3 separate regions of the Mus musculus genome follow, and all the other regions are linked to region 2. A link is a loop called in an ENCODE intact Hi-C map of the cell type or tissue named here. Cell type or tissue: left cerebral cortex. All regions are shown on one strand.

What was found. Hi-C counts contacts between places; a loop is a spot of excess contacts. Peaks named below come from ENCODE experiments on the same cell type or tissue, not always from the same donor. Only the 100,000 strongest peaks of a DNase experiment are listed, where the experiment ranks them.
Region 1: a loop joins it to region 2, with 2.5 times the contacts of the local background. A loop is called at or near these places in 6 of 42 quality-filtered maps.
Region 3: a loop joins it to region 2, with 2.2 times the contacts of the local background. A loop is called at or near these places in 14 of 42 quality-filtered maps.

Annotation. Positions count from the first base shown.
Region 1 is chr12:100,311,470-100,316,469 of GRCm38, forward strand. The region is part of intron 19 of Ttc7b (tetratricopeptide repeat domain 7B); the gene reads right to left. Among named protein-coding and RNA genes, the nearest start is that of Gm51958, 35 kb to the right of the region's middle. In left cerebral cortex, no CTCF peak of the experiment used is centred here; DNase peaks (open chromatin) are centred at 1,994, 2,646, 4,184 and 4,782; H3K27ac peaks cover 4,851 bases.
Region 2 is chr12:100,199,905-100,204,904 of GRCm38, forward strand. Calm1 (calmodulin 1) reads left to right here. Exons shown (of 6, transcript NM_009790.5): 2 at 2,489-2,519; 3 at 3,671-3,814. Among named protein-coding and RNA genes, the nearest start is that of Calm1, 3.0 kb to the left of the region's middle. In left cerebral cortex, a CTCF peak has its summit at 2,127 (motif pointing right); DNase peaks (open chromatin) are centred at 82, 696, 1,163, 1,576 and 5 more places; H3K4me3 peaks cover 5,000 bases; H3K27ac peaks cover 4,738 bases.
Region 3 is chr12:100,261,620-100,266,619 of GRCm38, forward strand. No RefSeq gene overlaps it. Among named protein-coding and RNA genes, the nearest start is that of Gm10432, 12 kb to the right of the region's middle. In left cerebral cortex, a CTCF peak has its summit at 3,008; DNase peaks (open chromatin) are centred at 335, 1,394, 2,932, 3,685 and 2 more places; H3K27ac peaks cover 4,567 bases.

The DNA of each region.
Region 1 (5,000 bases), 110 kb after region 2:
CTACCTGACTGCCCTTGCTGGTACTTTTCCACTGGCAATGGGCAGGAGACTCCTGTTGACTTATTTATACATCTCCCTGGTTGACTTATTTATTTATTTTTATCTACCTTCAACAACAAGTTGGGCAGAAAACAATGAGGCAGAACAGCCTTGAAGTCAAGTGCTTCCCCATGGCCCAACTTACCCACACAATGGAAAGTCTGGTGCTAATTACCTCCCAGGGGCCCTACCTGTCTCCAGAAGAGACTGCTGTCCCTGCCTGTTTGGAAAGGTGGTATGCCATTCCAGGCAGGGTGTAGGAGCACAGCTGTCTGAGACCACTGTTTCCACATCAGAGGCCCAGCTTCCCTAGAGGGGACATGGATATAGGTGGGACATCCTCAGGGCCCTTGTCGGGGAGGGCAGAGGGCTTCCAATTATGGGCCTGTCATGGGCACAACAATTTCTAGGTAACCAGCCAACAAAAGGGCTATTCTGAGGCTTTCCTAGAGTCCCAGGGCCTGAGTGGGGGACACTTAGAGATCCTGACCCTGCTATGGTGGCCCAAGCCTGGATCCCTTCCCCAGGGCCCCACTTGGTACAATCCTTGTCTCATCTCCATGACCAAATCCCAGACAAGAAGTAATAGAGAAGGCTCGAGGTAAGCAGGTGCTCTTGGCTGTGGTGGCGGAAGTGTGAGGCTGGTTGCTTACATCTTGATGGACTAGAAAGCAGAGGGGCGGAGCTATCAGCCTTAAACCTGATTCCCTGTGACCCAGTTCCTCAACCTAGGCCCTACCCCTCTCAAGGTTCTACTCCTTCCTAAACAGCACCATCAGTTGAGAACCAAGTATTCAAACAAAGGAGCCTAAGGTAGTGTAATACATCCAAACAATAGTACCTGACCGCAGTGCCAGCTTCTTCTTAGGACGGGAAGGGAAGCCATGCCTTTGTGGGTGTTCTCTGGACTCAGTCTGACCATTTTCCACCAAGCACTGCAAGCAAAAGCCTGGCTCCAGCAGACTTAGTGAGGTACCTGGGCAGAAGGCAGGGCTGGGGCACCCTGTCTCCACCCTACTATGTGATCTACGACCGACTGCTAACCTAGACTAAGGCTTGTCTCTCTAAGAGTCTCACTTTTCAGTCTGGAAAAGAAAGATACAGAGTATATGACTAGTCAGGCCTGTTATTTACTCCATATTCTGGGAGATTACAGCATCCTCAATGTTCATGTTGTCCCAGGACTTGAAAAGTAGTGGCTGATGTGGCCAGAAAGGCTTCTCAAGGAAGAGGCTGGGCAAGAGAAAGAGGCTAAGCAAGATGCAAACCGATTGCCCTAGGAGAGCAGCACTGGGGACCAGGAGGGAAGGGGGCAGTTCTGCTCCCACTCTGCACAGAGAAGCACTACAAGTGACTTACTAAGTGCAGCCTCAGGAGTTCCTGGGAGGCGCAGCACCCCTTTCTGCCTTCTCAGGAGTAAGCAGATGAGCAGATTTGGGCTGAGAGTGCCAGAGGCTCCAGGATTTATAGGAAACTTGGAAAGCCCAAGAAGTCAACAGTACAGAGCAGAGGCCACCAGCTGCTAGACTAGGGAACCCTAGGGTCACTGAGGCAGAGGCCACGTTTACTCACTTTTTACCTCTGGGCACTTGAGGTGCAGACAATGCATACTGTTGATTCTGAGCCATTTCACCCCCCTCCCCCCCCCCACACACACACACTCTTGGTTACTATAAGTACTCTGTTGATGACCACAGAGTGGGCACTAGGTCCTAGCTCTGTCCATTACCCATCTTGTCCAGCTTTTTTGTCAAATGTACTCCTGTCCAAGTGTAGCACGCTATGTGGAAGGTGTTGGTTTTCACACCCATCCCTGAACGTTGCCTGGAGACGTGACTTCTCTGGGCCCATCTGGACTTTAAATGGCGAATGCCAGCTGCAAGAGGGCTGCCAAAATGACACAAAGCCTCAGTGGTCTCCACAGCCAGGGCACCAGAGAGGATGGCCGTCATCTGACTCACCGGGGTACAAACACAAGGATGATTTACTACCTGACAGGATGGATGTGGTCACTTTGGCCAGCACCTAACCACATCCCTGCCAGGGTCTGGCAAGAATTATTTTTCCATTTTTAAATAGGAACAAACAGAAATGATAAGACATTTTCCAATGAGGGGGACACTGAAACTGATTAGCCTTGGAAAAATTGTCCCCAAAATAACAAGACAGCTCATCATCCTCTATGTGGATGGGAAAGAGGGGTGGGTCTCCCTGCCCAGCAAGAGGCCCCACTCAGCCATTCCTCACATCTGTGCTTTGCTGGTAAACCAGCGCAGGGGAAGCCCTGTATCAAGGAAAGGAGAAATAGACAGGTTGCCTGGAAGCAAGCTTTCACTATTATTTGTTTGAATAACACCCCCGCCCCCCCCCGCCCCACCCCGTCCCCCACCAAGTGCTGTCAACTCAGACCCAGAGCTGGAATAAGAAAGATAGTGACCAGGCTGGGGACAGTGTGGCTCTGCAAAGAGGAAGGTTTACACTGCAGAGCTCCTGGGGAGAAGAGAGGCACAGCAGGCGCTTTCGTTCCCTGCACAGAGCTCTCACCATTTCCCGATTCAGTGCAGAATAAATCAGCATCAAGATCAGAGGCATCGCCTCAAGAGTTCCCAGCCGGTGCTGAGAGGAGCGTGGGAGGTGCTGCTCACCTGCCTTGGTACAGGCACTGAGCTCATTTGTATGTGGTCCCTGCTATGTATCAGGCTGTGCTTGACACAGAATGGGGGCCTGCGGCCTTGGACAATGACTTGGAGGGAGACTAGAAAATTAGAATAAATTAAAGCATCCGCCATCACTCCTGCTCACAGAGACGTGTTCAGACTACAGATTCAGGAAAGGTCATAGTCATTTTATGCTCTAACCTGGTATGGTCATACCCAGAGGTGACCTGTTACTGGCACTGGCTGATCCAGCATCAGTCCTATAACCCTGTTACAGGCAGTTCTTGTTCTGACTGTACACTCTGCTAAAAGGAAGGCCCCTCTTTCCTAAAGAACGGAGAAGGGGCAAGTGCACAGGGAACCTCACGCTTGCATCCTGGGGGCCTGGAGGAGTCTCGTATTTCCCATGTGACTTTCATGCTACTGGTTTTGGAGGAAGGTCAGGTACTGAGGTGAGGTGCTTGTGCTAGGCCAGAACCATGTCTACATCCCTGAGGGCAGACCAGAGGTTGGCATGATTGCTGTAGAGGAAACATGACATGTCCTGGTCAGACAGATCTCCAGTGCATGTCAGAGCTATGTTCTAGATGCTGTTGCTTCTGCTCCGAATTGTCTACTCTTAGCCACTACTCTTTCTGGCCCTGGCCTGGGCAGTTCTGCAGTACTTCCTTCCCCGGTTCCTTCAGCCCTGCCTCTGCTCAGCGCCACAGCAGCTTCTGAGGCGTGGCCTTGAGTGTTCTTCATCCATGGTCCCTCTGATGTCTCTCTGCTTCCCTCCTTAACAGCAATTCCCTCTCTGGCCCATGAGTGCAAGTGATATAATGGCCAAAATGGCTCTCTGGAAGAAAAAAAGCCCAGATGTGTGGCATTTGCCATTTTCTACAAAGTAAGTCCTTCTATCAAGACTAAACCATACTGCTCTCTTGAGGGTTGAAGGGAACAACACAAACCCCGATTTTCTTCCAGCACTGAGAATACAGAGGGGCACAGGATGAACTTTCTTTAGCATGGAGCAGCTCTGGTAGGGGCCCCAGGATCTATGCATCTCCCGAGGAATGTGTCACCCTGGAAACATGGCTAACTCTCTGCAGCTTCCCCCTGGTTGCCAGCAACATGACCTCTGAGCTTGACTTCCCAGAGATCCTTCTGAGCTGACAGCTGTGTTGCCTATGATGCTTGCTGGTGGGTGTGCAGGCATCTGAGTGAGGTAGTGGTGGCTGGAGGGGGCTGCTGCCAGCAGGAAGCTGGTGACTGTAGCTGGCTCTTTAATCAAAGGCACAAGTGTATTTGTTACCTTTGTATAAAACGCAGGCGGCAGGTAAAGAATTTAACAGCTTATGGGAGTTCTAATTAGAGAGCCAATTATAACTCGATTGACCTGCCTTGCTTTGGAGGGCCTGGAAACTCGCATGTTGTCCTTAGGAAGAAGCAGATTTTGCTTCTAGTTTGTTCTGGGAGATCTCCGCAGGGATCTTTGGCTCTGGCCCCATGCATCTGTCTAGATCTGGCAGCCTGGTGCAGAGGATGAGAGAGAACCTGCAGGGCCCTGGACTCCTATAGGGAGGGGCCGAGCTTTATTTATGAAGACACAGCATCCACTGTCAGAGGCTGCTCTGTGCCAGGCTAGCGGCTTCTGCTGCATTTAGAAGGACACTGGCCAGAATTTCAATTATAGATCTAATCAAGAGTCAACTCTTAGCTAGGCAGGATCCCAGGCCAGTATGTATGTGTGTGTGCGTGTATGTGTGTGTGTGTGTGTGTGTGTGTGTGTGTGTGTGTGTGTGTGTGCATGTGCGTGTATCATCTCCCTACTCCTCTCAGCAAATCACTGTTGTTACCAGCCTGGAGAACAGGCACCAGACAGACATGAAAAGGGGGTGCTTCATACGTCTAAACATTTGTCATTTGACACACCTGCAGGCCTCTAGCTCACATGTGTGATCATGGCTTACTCCTGCTAGGGTGATCACCACCATCCCTCATGGATAGAAGAACCGAGGCCCAGAGAAGGAAGGCAACTTGCCCAGGGGCCTCAGCTCTGTTGTGTGGAAACTGTGTCTAATTCAAGCCATGTCTGCTCCTGATGTGTAGCCAAGAGAGGCTGTGCCGTCTGAGCTCCTCCTTCTGCACGGTGCAGGAGCAGGGCTGAGTCCCGCATGGAGAGCAGAGAGGACTGAGCTCAAGGACGTGGGATCTGGTAGAGCCACAGCCAAATCCCTTCTACAGGGACAAGCAGTGGCATCCGCATGATTGACTGGTCAGAGCCTAGATTTCCCACGAGTGTTGCTTCTCTCCTGCTCCCTA
Region 2 (5,000 bases):
GAGAACCTCCTCTGAGTTTTGGGCGCCTCTGGGGCTGGACTCTACAGTGGGCTGTGCGCGGGCTGGAGCCGCTGCCACAGCTGCACCGGGGCCTTCCGCATCCACCCCCTCCGCCAGCCCCGCACCCACTGCATCCAACGCGCCGCACCCGGGCTGCCTGCAGCGCAGCGCCTCGGCCGGGGCCAGCGGGGCGGGGGAGCCGGGCGGGGCAGGCCGCGACGTCCCGGTAGTCAGTCCCCGACCGCGGAGAATGAATGGGTCGCGGCGAGCCGGGAGACGTACAGGGCTTGGACCGCGGCCTCGGGGTGTCCTCAGCCACCTTCAGACCCCCTGACCAGCCCAGTCGGGAGTCCCCCCTCGCTTGCGGTCCCCTCCTTCCTCCCGGGGGGCGCGGCGCGGGCGTGAGCTGGGAAGGAAGGAGCCGGGGAAGGGTGGGGTTGGGGGCAGGAAGGCGAAGGCTGGGGGGCGGAGAGGGCGGAAGCGGCCGCCCTGCGCCCGGGCGGGGCCCCGCAGGGTGGCCGCGCGCGTGGCTGGGCCGTGCGACCTCGGTCCCCCTCCCGGTGCCGCGCGAGACGGGCGCGATCGCTCGTGTCCGCGGGGAGGCCCCTTCCCGCGGGAGGTGCTCGGCTCGCGCTAATTGGGGCGGCAGGGCGGGGGAGGAGAGAGTTGGCGCGCTCCTCGGTTTCCATTAGAGACGCAAAGTTTCTGCTGGGGAGGAGGCGGCGGCAGGCTCAGTGCCTGGGGGAGCAGGAGCGGTGGGAGGTGCTGGAGATAGGCAGCACCACGGTCCTGGGGCCCCTTTGGGTCTTCACCCTAGTGCGGCCCCTCGCCCGGCATGCCCCTTGTCTCTCGCTGCTCCCTGGGCGGCAGGGAGATGCCCATCTGTACGTTTCCGCTTTCTCTGCCGCCTCTGGATTGCCAGATGCGAATATGTGGTTGGCCGTGTGCGTGTGCCGTAGCCCCCTTCTCCCTCGCCAGGCAGAGCTGACATCACCAGCAGCACCTTCAGCCCTGGCAAGGTGGCTAGGTCGTTCTCGGCAGGTTCTGGAACGCCTTTGACCCAAAGCCAGAATGACTTGGGGTTGAGGTGGGGGAGTCGTTGTCCCGAAGGTAGATGCACTTGACAGGCCTCTAGTCAGAGAATTTTCCCGAGGAGGTGGAACTCCTCTCCTTGGTGAGCTGGTTTCTCCTACGAGGTGTGACAGTGCTTCCTGTCGTGCAAGACTGACATGGCGAGCATTACATAAATCGTGTCTCCATTTGCCTTAAAAGTAGCTTCCAGTAATGGATAGAAGGGAAGACCCACTTAGAATTTAAAAAGTAGAAGTTCGTTCTCTCCCAAATCGATAATTAACTGAGTTGCCACGGAAAAGAAATGAGCTCCAGTGCCATCGGATTTCTCTTGGGGTTTATTTTGTAACTGGCTTTATTAAAGCATATATTCTCCTGGCTAGAGGCACAGGTTCAGAGGTGCAAAAACTAAATATTAATGCAAATGAAAACCACCTTTGTGGCCATTTAGTACCTAGAACATGGAAATACCGAGTATTGGCATTAAAGCAGAGTCCCTGTCAATCTTAAGGTGGGCAGGATTAATACCAGGAAATGATAATAGTTACTCCTGTACACGAGGAAAGGGGTAACGTATCGCCTCATAATTGTGGTGGTTTCTGTGTGCTTCATTTTTGCAGTTTTGTAACAGTCCTAGGATTCAGTCTTTCTCTAGCTTTAGAATCATAGGATAATTTGACTGAAAGGTATTAGCCATTGTAAATGGTAGGCTTTTAGCAAATAACTGCCTAATTTAAATGATTGGAAAGCATTTATTATACTGAAATGAAACCTGGATTGGTAACCCATTACTGTATATTTTTCTACTTAATTGTTTCTCATAAAATGGGTATAAAAGCCTGTTAATCCAACCCAATACCATTATGTAACGCCAGTGTGGAGATTTTGGAGGGCCCAAAGCTATGCGCAAGGTGCACTAAAAAGCCTGCCCCTGGACAGGATCCTGGTCCTGGCTGCCTTCTTGTCCGCGGCATTGGGCTGGGTCTCTTGGATGAAATCAGCAACCGCAGTGTTTATGGCGCAGTAGGTGGCGCTCTTCCTTCTCTGCCTGCTGCTGCAGCTGCTGCTGAGGGTACTTTAACCACTAGAGGCGCCATTTCCCACATGCGACTGACTGGTTTCTTTGCAGTGCTTAGCGCAAGCCGCAGGCCAAGCAAGCCAAGCAAGCCGCAGGCCAAAGAAATGAAGCCAGCAGAGGCTGTCACTTCGTTGTCACCCTTTATTGTTAAGCTAGCTTGAACAGTTTTCCTTTATTGAAGTAACTGCGACTAAATGCCAGTACTAATGAATTCAGCACACTTTTAAAATACTGATTAGGAAGAAAAGCCCCACAATTTTAAAGTATAATTAGGAAAGCTAGGTTATTATCAACCAAACTTGTCTAGATTAAATTATGATCTTTTCTTTCTCTGTGTAGGCTGATCAGCTGACTGAAGAGCAGATTGCTGGTAAGTTGAAGACTCTGGAGAGTCCCCAGGAAACTGGGACTAGGCTCTGCTTTGGCCTTGTGTCTCCTCTCTTGTCCCTCCCATCTACAATCTGTGTGGTTTTCTAAGAATTCTTAAGCAGCAACAGTGAGGTCAGGTATTTTAGGGATGACATGGAATGGACTCTGCTATGCCTGTCACACTCGGGTGTGCATAGCTGTGCTGTAGAATGAGATCCACCGAAGCCGCTACTCTGAAATAGACTTCATAGTTCTTAGGCCATAAATCTTTTAGTAATCGACCAGGAAAACTCCTAAAACACATGGAAAAGGTAAACATTAGAGTTGTAATAATTGGAAAGTGAGACATCAAATTGGGTTTTGTTTTGAGATGGATGTCTCATACTGTAGTGCCGGTTATTCTGGAACTTGCTATGTAGACCAGGCTAGATTTGAACTTAGAAGATCTGTAGTTTGCCTCCAGAGTGCCACCATGCCCAGCAACTCACCTTAATGTATTGCTCACTGGGCAAGGACATTCGCTGCTCTTTGCAGAGGACTCAGGTTAGGGTCCCAAGACCCATATGGAAATTTGCAGTGGCTTATAACTAGTTCCAAGGGGTCCAATGCTGCCCTACCCTCTGCAGACAGCAGGAGCGAATGTGGTATACATAAAGACACATATACAGGGGATGCAGGCAAGTACTATACATAAATTAATAAAAAAGTTTCTGTTTAGGACTTCTGAAAAAATGTCCTGAGTGTGACAGAGAAAGAGTGTGGTGACTGCCTGGGAATGCATGTTTCTAGTAACCATGTTGCTATGAAACAAGCTCACTGTGGCTATAAAAGTGCAGCATGAAAGGACTCTCTTGAAGGGACTTTATTGTACCTGGTAAATCGGCAGTCTCAGATTACACTTAGTGACCAATTTAAGTATGTTCAAGCTAGTTTTCTTAAAAAGTAGGATATTGTGACTTTATTGAGCCTGGTCACTAGTGTTTGTTTTCTGGGCTACTATGTGTTAGCCAGACCAACAGGTCTATTGTGATCATTATTTCAGTAGGTTGAGGCCAGATGGGTTCTGGCAACTCAGACAGCTTGTTGTGGCAAGCCCCAGTGAAGTGTGTGTCACAACAGTGTTGATTCTAAAGAGTCAACTTCTCTTTTCAGAATTCAAGGAAGCTTTCTCCCTATTCGATAAAGATGGTGACGGCACCATCACAACCAAGGAACTGGGGACCGTCATGCGGTCACTGGGTCAGAACCCAACAGAAGCCGAGCTGCAGGATATGATCAACGAAGTGGATGCTGATGGTAAGGGCTTTAGAACTGAGTGAGCACCAGGGATATTGTGTAGTTCAAGTTCAGACTCATTACAGAATGAATAAGGTCCCTAGAGCAAAGCTGTGTGCAGAGTCACTTTCTCTGGTTGCCTCAGCCTCCTGACATTAGAATAGAAGACTGTAGGCCTGCCTGTCAGGTCGCTCTGCTGGCTGCCGTAGTCTAGAGCATTTCCTGGATTGGTTCACTATTGTTCTTTTCTGCTTACTGAGAGCTACAGCCCAGTCTTTTATCAGCTGCCTGCTGAGGCTGCACCAAATCCTGTGTGGGAAGTAAAAACAACTTGCTGGAGAACCTGCTTCTTAAAGGAGCTGTTGTTTCTCAAAGGAGGAAGAGCCCGAGGGCACTGGGTGGAGGGAGCACCCCTCAACTTTAGTAGAGTCTGAAGACTATAAGGAATCTGTGGAATCTTAGAAGGGAAGCTGTGCAAGGCTCGGGCCAGCAAAGCCAGCAGCTTCCCCATGACATTGACTGTTCCTCCTCTAGATTACAAACTTACTGCTCCTATTTGTCAGTGAACTGGTTTGGAGGCACCCTCTCCCCTAATTGAAAAGTCACATATATGTAGGAATGATAAGTTTTAAAGGAGCTAAGAAGGTACAATATGAACCTAAGGTGTGCTTTCTAGACAGTTGCTGTGAGAGGAGCCATTTGGGAAAATATGGCGCCATTAAGTGTCGTGATGGACTTGGGTTTTGTGTGCACATTGAAAGACTTGTAAAGGTTCTGCTCCTCCTCGGTGCTGCTTCTGGTGACAGAGTTGATCCTCTGTACGCAGCATGGGCTGGGCCTTTCCTGTTGTATGTAAATCCTGGGAGGCCAGGCTCAGTAGGGAGCGTGCATTTGACTATCATATCATATGGAACAGTTGGAGAGGTTGAATAAAGCCTTGTTTTGATACCAAAAGCTATCTTCTCATGCTTATAGATAACACTTAGTTGTTTGTTTTTGTCTTACATGAATAGAGAATCTTTGATGGTGTGTTCACGTATATTGGTATGTCACTGTGGGGATTGAACCGAGGGCATGAAGCCATCCATACACAGTAGCCTTGGCAGTTACTTGTTTTAAATGTTCTGGTGAAAATGAATTGTAAATAACTACTGGTTTTTGTTTTTTTCCTAATTTTATTTTTGATTTGAAGCTAGTGTTAATGTGG
Region 3 (5,000 bases), 62 kb after region 2:
GAATTATTTATGGATTAAAGGGAAAGATATCTTCAACTTACTTGCAAATGATTTCAGAGAAGAAAATTATATGCATTATATATAAAATATGTATGGGGAGAGAGAGAGAGAGACAGAGACAGAGAGAGAGAGAGAGAGAGAGAGAGAGAGAGAGAATGTGAACACATGCAATTGGTGAATCTGGGCCAAGGCTATAAGGGAGCTCTGTGTGCTATTTTTCAAGTGTTGGCTTATTACATAAAATAAAGTAAACTCCCAAACCCACAGTCCTTTCCTCTTGGAGTTTACAGAGAAGGATTCTCAGATGCATATGAATGCAAAGACAGCATATGGATTCAATCTGTGGGTGCTCCTGCTCCCGGCCTCACCCCTGCAGTGTGCAGAGTGCAAAGTGATAAAGGAGAGAGCAGAAGAGCTGTAGGGGTGTAGCTGGAGGGGAAGAGCCACAGCTTCAGGGAGAGGCAGAAGGACGCCACGGAAATCTGCTACGGGCTACGCGTTGGGATGAGTCAAAAATAAAGTCCAAGATGTCTTCTTAGCATCAGTTTTGGTGTTGGATTCTGTCACTGAGCACAACTTCATGCAAAGATTGACTCTCATGGAACCCAGGACTTATTCAGCTTACAGAAGTCTAGCCATCTCTATTCTCTATCTCTGGCAAAGAGGTGACTGAGATGTGCTAGCCAGAAAGGCTCTCCCTTTAGTATGGTGACCAGACCAGCCTGAGTTTCAGTTGTTAGAAGACTGATGGATATAAATGATGGTTGGCAGCGTCAGATTTGTGTCCAGAGAGAGCAAGGAAGTCATGGAAAACTCCACTGTCTGTGGAGCAGTCTTTGCCCCCTTACACACCTTCCTGTCAATTGGTTTACACACTATTTCTATTAATTATTAGCATCTTTCAGACAAAGAGACTAAGTCATAGATTATACAAGGCGTATTCTGATAAGGCACAGAGCTAGGAATTGAGTGGCTGTGAAAACCATCCCTGAATGCTACTCTACCCCACAAATAGCACCATCTGGGGAGATGCTAGGCAGAGACAAGGTGGAGATGGATGGACCAGAAACAGAAAGGCGAATGTCAGAAGAAAGCCCTTAGCATTTCCCTGGCATAGATCTCAAGAGGAATCTTAGCCAGGATGGCCATGGTGGGCACTGGGTGTTTAGAAGAGGAAACGAGTGGTCCTATCTGTATCCAGCCATGACAACAAGCATCATAGTGACACTCCTTCACTGAAGCTATGGGCCCAGTCCTCTCATCTAGCATGAGTGACTCCTGTCAGAGGTGGGAATTGCTGCTTTCTCCGTGGCACCAGCTCATCGGCATTCACTAAGAGGGATTTGTGGCTTTGTGTGGGCAGACTCCAATTGTGAACTTGCCAGCTGCTGCTTCCTGCTCCTTCCTGACACGGAATGAAGATGCAGTGCCCTCCCGCCCAGGCTGGGTGACTACTGAGCAGGCACCAGCTGCTCTGTGCCTCCAGCCTCCCTCTTCCTGGTGACTTGGAATGCAGCTTCACCTACCTGACCCATCTGGACTTCAGACCACACCCTTCCTGGGCAAAGAAGCTGTTAAAATGGAATCGTAGGGAACACTGTCCACGTAGAGCAGCCACTGAGGGGTGGTTGATGTGACTAAGGAGCAAGCACAGGTTGGTCAATTACAGCCTGGCATGAAGGTCTCTAGTGACGTGACACGTAGCTCTTTAAGAGATGTAGAAAGCAACCCACGAAGGAAGCTGAATGGCGAGCTTAGTTCAAATAGTGTGTCAGGGAAGACATTCAGACAAAGTTAAACTGAGGCACGATAAACGCAAGTCCTTCAAAATTCAAGTACTGGAGAGCTTGACTTGGCAACAGATTTAGTAACAGGCCATGTGCAAATGGTCTGCTTGGGTTTTGTGGTGGTTCTTTTTGTTCTCTGGGAACCAGTATTTGCTCATAGCTAACTGCAACCTTGCAGCACCCCAGGCTGCATGTGGGGTTGTTCCCAGTTATAACAGGGTTCCAGGAGGAGAAGGAGGTGTCCCTCCTGAGCTGTCACTCCTGGGCATCTCGTGTCATATGGGAATGCTTTAGAATTATGAAAGGTCAGAAACCTTATTAAATAAAGGCCCATTGATAAACAGTTTAAACTTTCTGGGCTACACAGGCTGTGTCTATCATTCTACTTGGCCCTGGTAGTGCAAACCAGCTACACACAAAGATAAACAAATGGGTGTGTCCATATTCCAGGAAACCTTTATGAACAAAAATAGGCAGTGGGTCAAATTTGGCCCTTCTTACCTGCTAGAGCAAAAGGGCAGAAATGGTTGGCCCAGTGAAGGCTCTGAGGCTGAAGCATGTATGCATTGGTGACAGGCCTGACTGGGGGCATCTTGTGGTTAGGCTGCCCACTCATTGGTCCCCGAGAGAAAGCCAGTTGTGGAAGAGGTACATGGAAGTTTGTTTTTATTGAGGTCAAGGAAGACCCTATAAAATGAATTTGGTACCACCGGAGGCTGGAGAAAAAGGGAGTTGGCTGGATGTTCTTCAGTGCCCACTTTTCTGTAATCAGAGAGTCTTTTCTTCCTCCACGGACCACCCTGCCTCCCTGTCTTGCCTTCCAATCCTGTCTTCTCGCCTCCTTGTACCAGAAGAGCTGGTTTGTCTGACCCACATGCCTAGGCATGTGGGGACACAGCCACAAGTCCCTCTGATCATGAGACATCAGGAACCAGGGATATATATTTGACTGAAACCCCAGTGGACCCTTCGGGTGGGGGAGGTTCAGGGTTACAGGGGCTGCAGATCCATTCATTTGGGGGTCGTGATGGTCAACACTGATTACTAATGTGCCAGGATCTAGATCTAGAATCACCCGGGTGACAAACCTCTGGGCATGCTAGCAAAGGGTTTTCTGGATTAGCTTAATGAAGGTATGAAGACTCACCCTAAATGTGGACAGCACCCTTCCACATTCAGGCAGAGATCCTGGACTGAACCAAGGAGAGCAGTCTGAGCAGCAGCAACCATCTCTCTCTGGCTCCGCACCGTGGATGGAATAGAACCAGCTGCCACATGAGGTGCCATGATTTCTCTGCTGCTATGAGTTGCTTTTATTTTATGTTTTCCTCAAGAGGGAAATAAGTAATCGAGGGGAGGGGGTATCTGATTCCTCAGGAGAGGATTTAGCCCAGGACAAGGCTCTTGGGGTTTGCTTTTGCCACCAGATTCTCCACCGGCCAAAATGGCAGAAGGAGTTAAAGGTGAGCTGCTGCCTCACACCTGTCCCATCAGCTCTCGATGACATGGGTGGGATGACAACCCACTGGCCAGTGGAAGAAGGCTGTGGACCTGTGTGGGAACTGCTCTGCGAATGTTCAGGGGCCTTTCACCTCAGCCCTGTGAGGTCTCATCATAGGCCTGAATGCATCCTCACCCTCAGGTCCCACCAAGTAGCTGGCAGGCCTGTGTCATCATCTTTGCTGCGTCTGCAATAGCCTTCTCTATGGCTTCCTGTCACCTCCTCTCTGGTACCTTGGAGGACTTGAGTGAACGCCCCCCTGGAATTCTGATGAGGCACTGAGCCAGGTGTCCTAAGTCATGCTCTCTCCATGCAGGGAATTCCCAGGGAAGTGGGGAGGATGCTGAGAATGGAACACGCATATCCAAATGCCAGTAATCTCCAATGGATCTTTCCCTGAGCCTGAATGATGGGCAAGCAGGTCTGGGAGCTAGCCTAAAAGTGGAGGCAGGCAATGAGGCCAGCCACTGGCTCTCTGCTCGCACTGAAGCTGGGAGATCAATGAAGACTTCAGACAGAGGGGATGGAACTGGAAAGACCCCATCACATCCTCCTATGTTCCCTGTCTGTCCCTAAGGTCACTACCCATTTTATTAGCAGCCTCAGTTTCTCAACTTGAGACCATTTAACACCACAGGGGCTGATGATGTCCCCTCTGGAATGGGACTATACCCAGTAGAGGCTGAGCAAGTCCCTGAACCTCCACAGGCCTCCATGTCTTCTTCATCTGTGAAATCGTGGGACCTGCTGCCCAGGACTCGGAGAAGGGGTGGTGGTGGTAGAATAAATCCTTATGTATAAAGCCCCAGAAATAGCGCCTGGTACAGACTGTGTTAAGAATAATGGTATCACCCAGCTTCTGAGAGCCAGAGCTCAGGAAGGGACTGAGAAGGATGGACACAAATAGGAAAACATCAAAAGAGAGAGAAGGCTTGGAGGAAAGGGAAGGAAGAGTGTGTGTGTGTGTGTGTGTGTGTGTGTGTGTGTGTGTGTGTGTGTGTGTAAGGTGGGGCCCACCGGTGGCTGGTTTTGACTTGAAGCTTGGCTCTGTGCTCAATTTCTTGTTCTCCCTTCTCCCATATAATCTCTCTCCAGTATTCTGAAGAGTTCTGCTTCCACCCCCCAGCAGTTGCCATGGTGATGAAAAAATCTGGACCCAGTGGAAAGTTCTCTGTGCTCTTGGCAATGAGGCTGCAGCACCCTGCCTCCTGCCTGCCTGCTTGTGCGTGGGCGGCCAGCTACGGCGGCTGCCAGGATTCCAGGCCAGCACAATTCTGATGGGGGCCCAGCTCTGCTCCCACGGAATCTAGGATAGGAGCCCTCAGACAACATGTAGCCTGCCCTATTTCACAGGTGAAACACTTAGCCAGGCAGGAACAGTGACTTGCTCAAGTCTGCCCACGCTTCAAACCCTATGGGTCTCTCTCTCTCTCTCTCTCTCTCTCTCTCTCTCTCTCTCTCTCTCTCTCCCAGGCCAGATATGAGTTTGGTGGATATAGCAGGTCTGAGGACATCATAGATGAAGAACAGGCTAGCTGCAGAGCACTGCAGGCTGCCGGGGAGATGCAGAAAAGAGTAGAGCTGTGAGGAAGACTCCACAACCTCTGCTTCTTCCCCTGACACAGCAGTGTCGAGGAGCTGTGACTGAATATTTGTGTGTCCCAAGCATTCATGTACAGAAATATAATCACTACTGTATGATATGAGGAGGC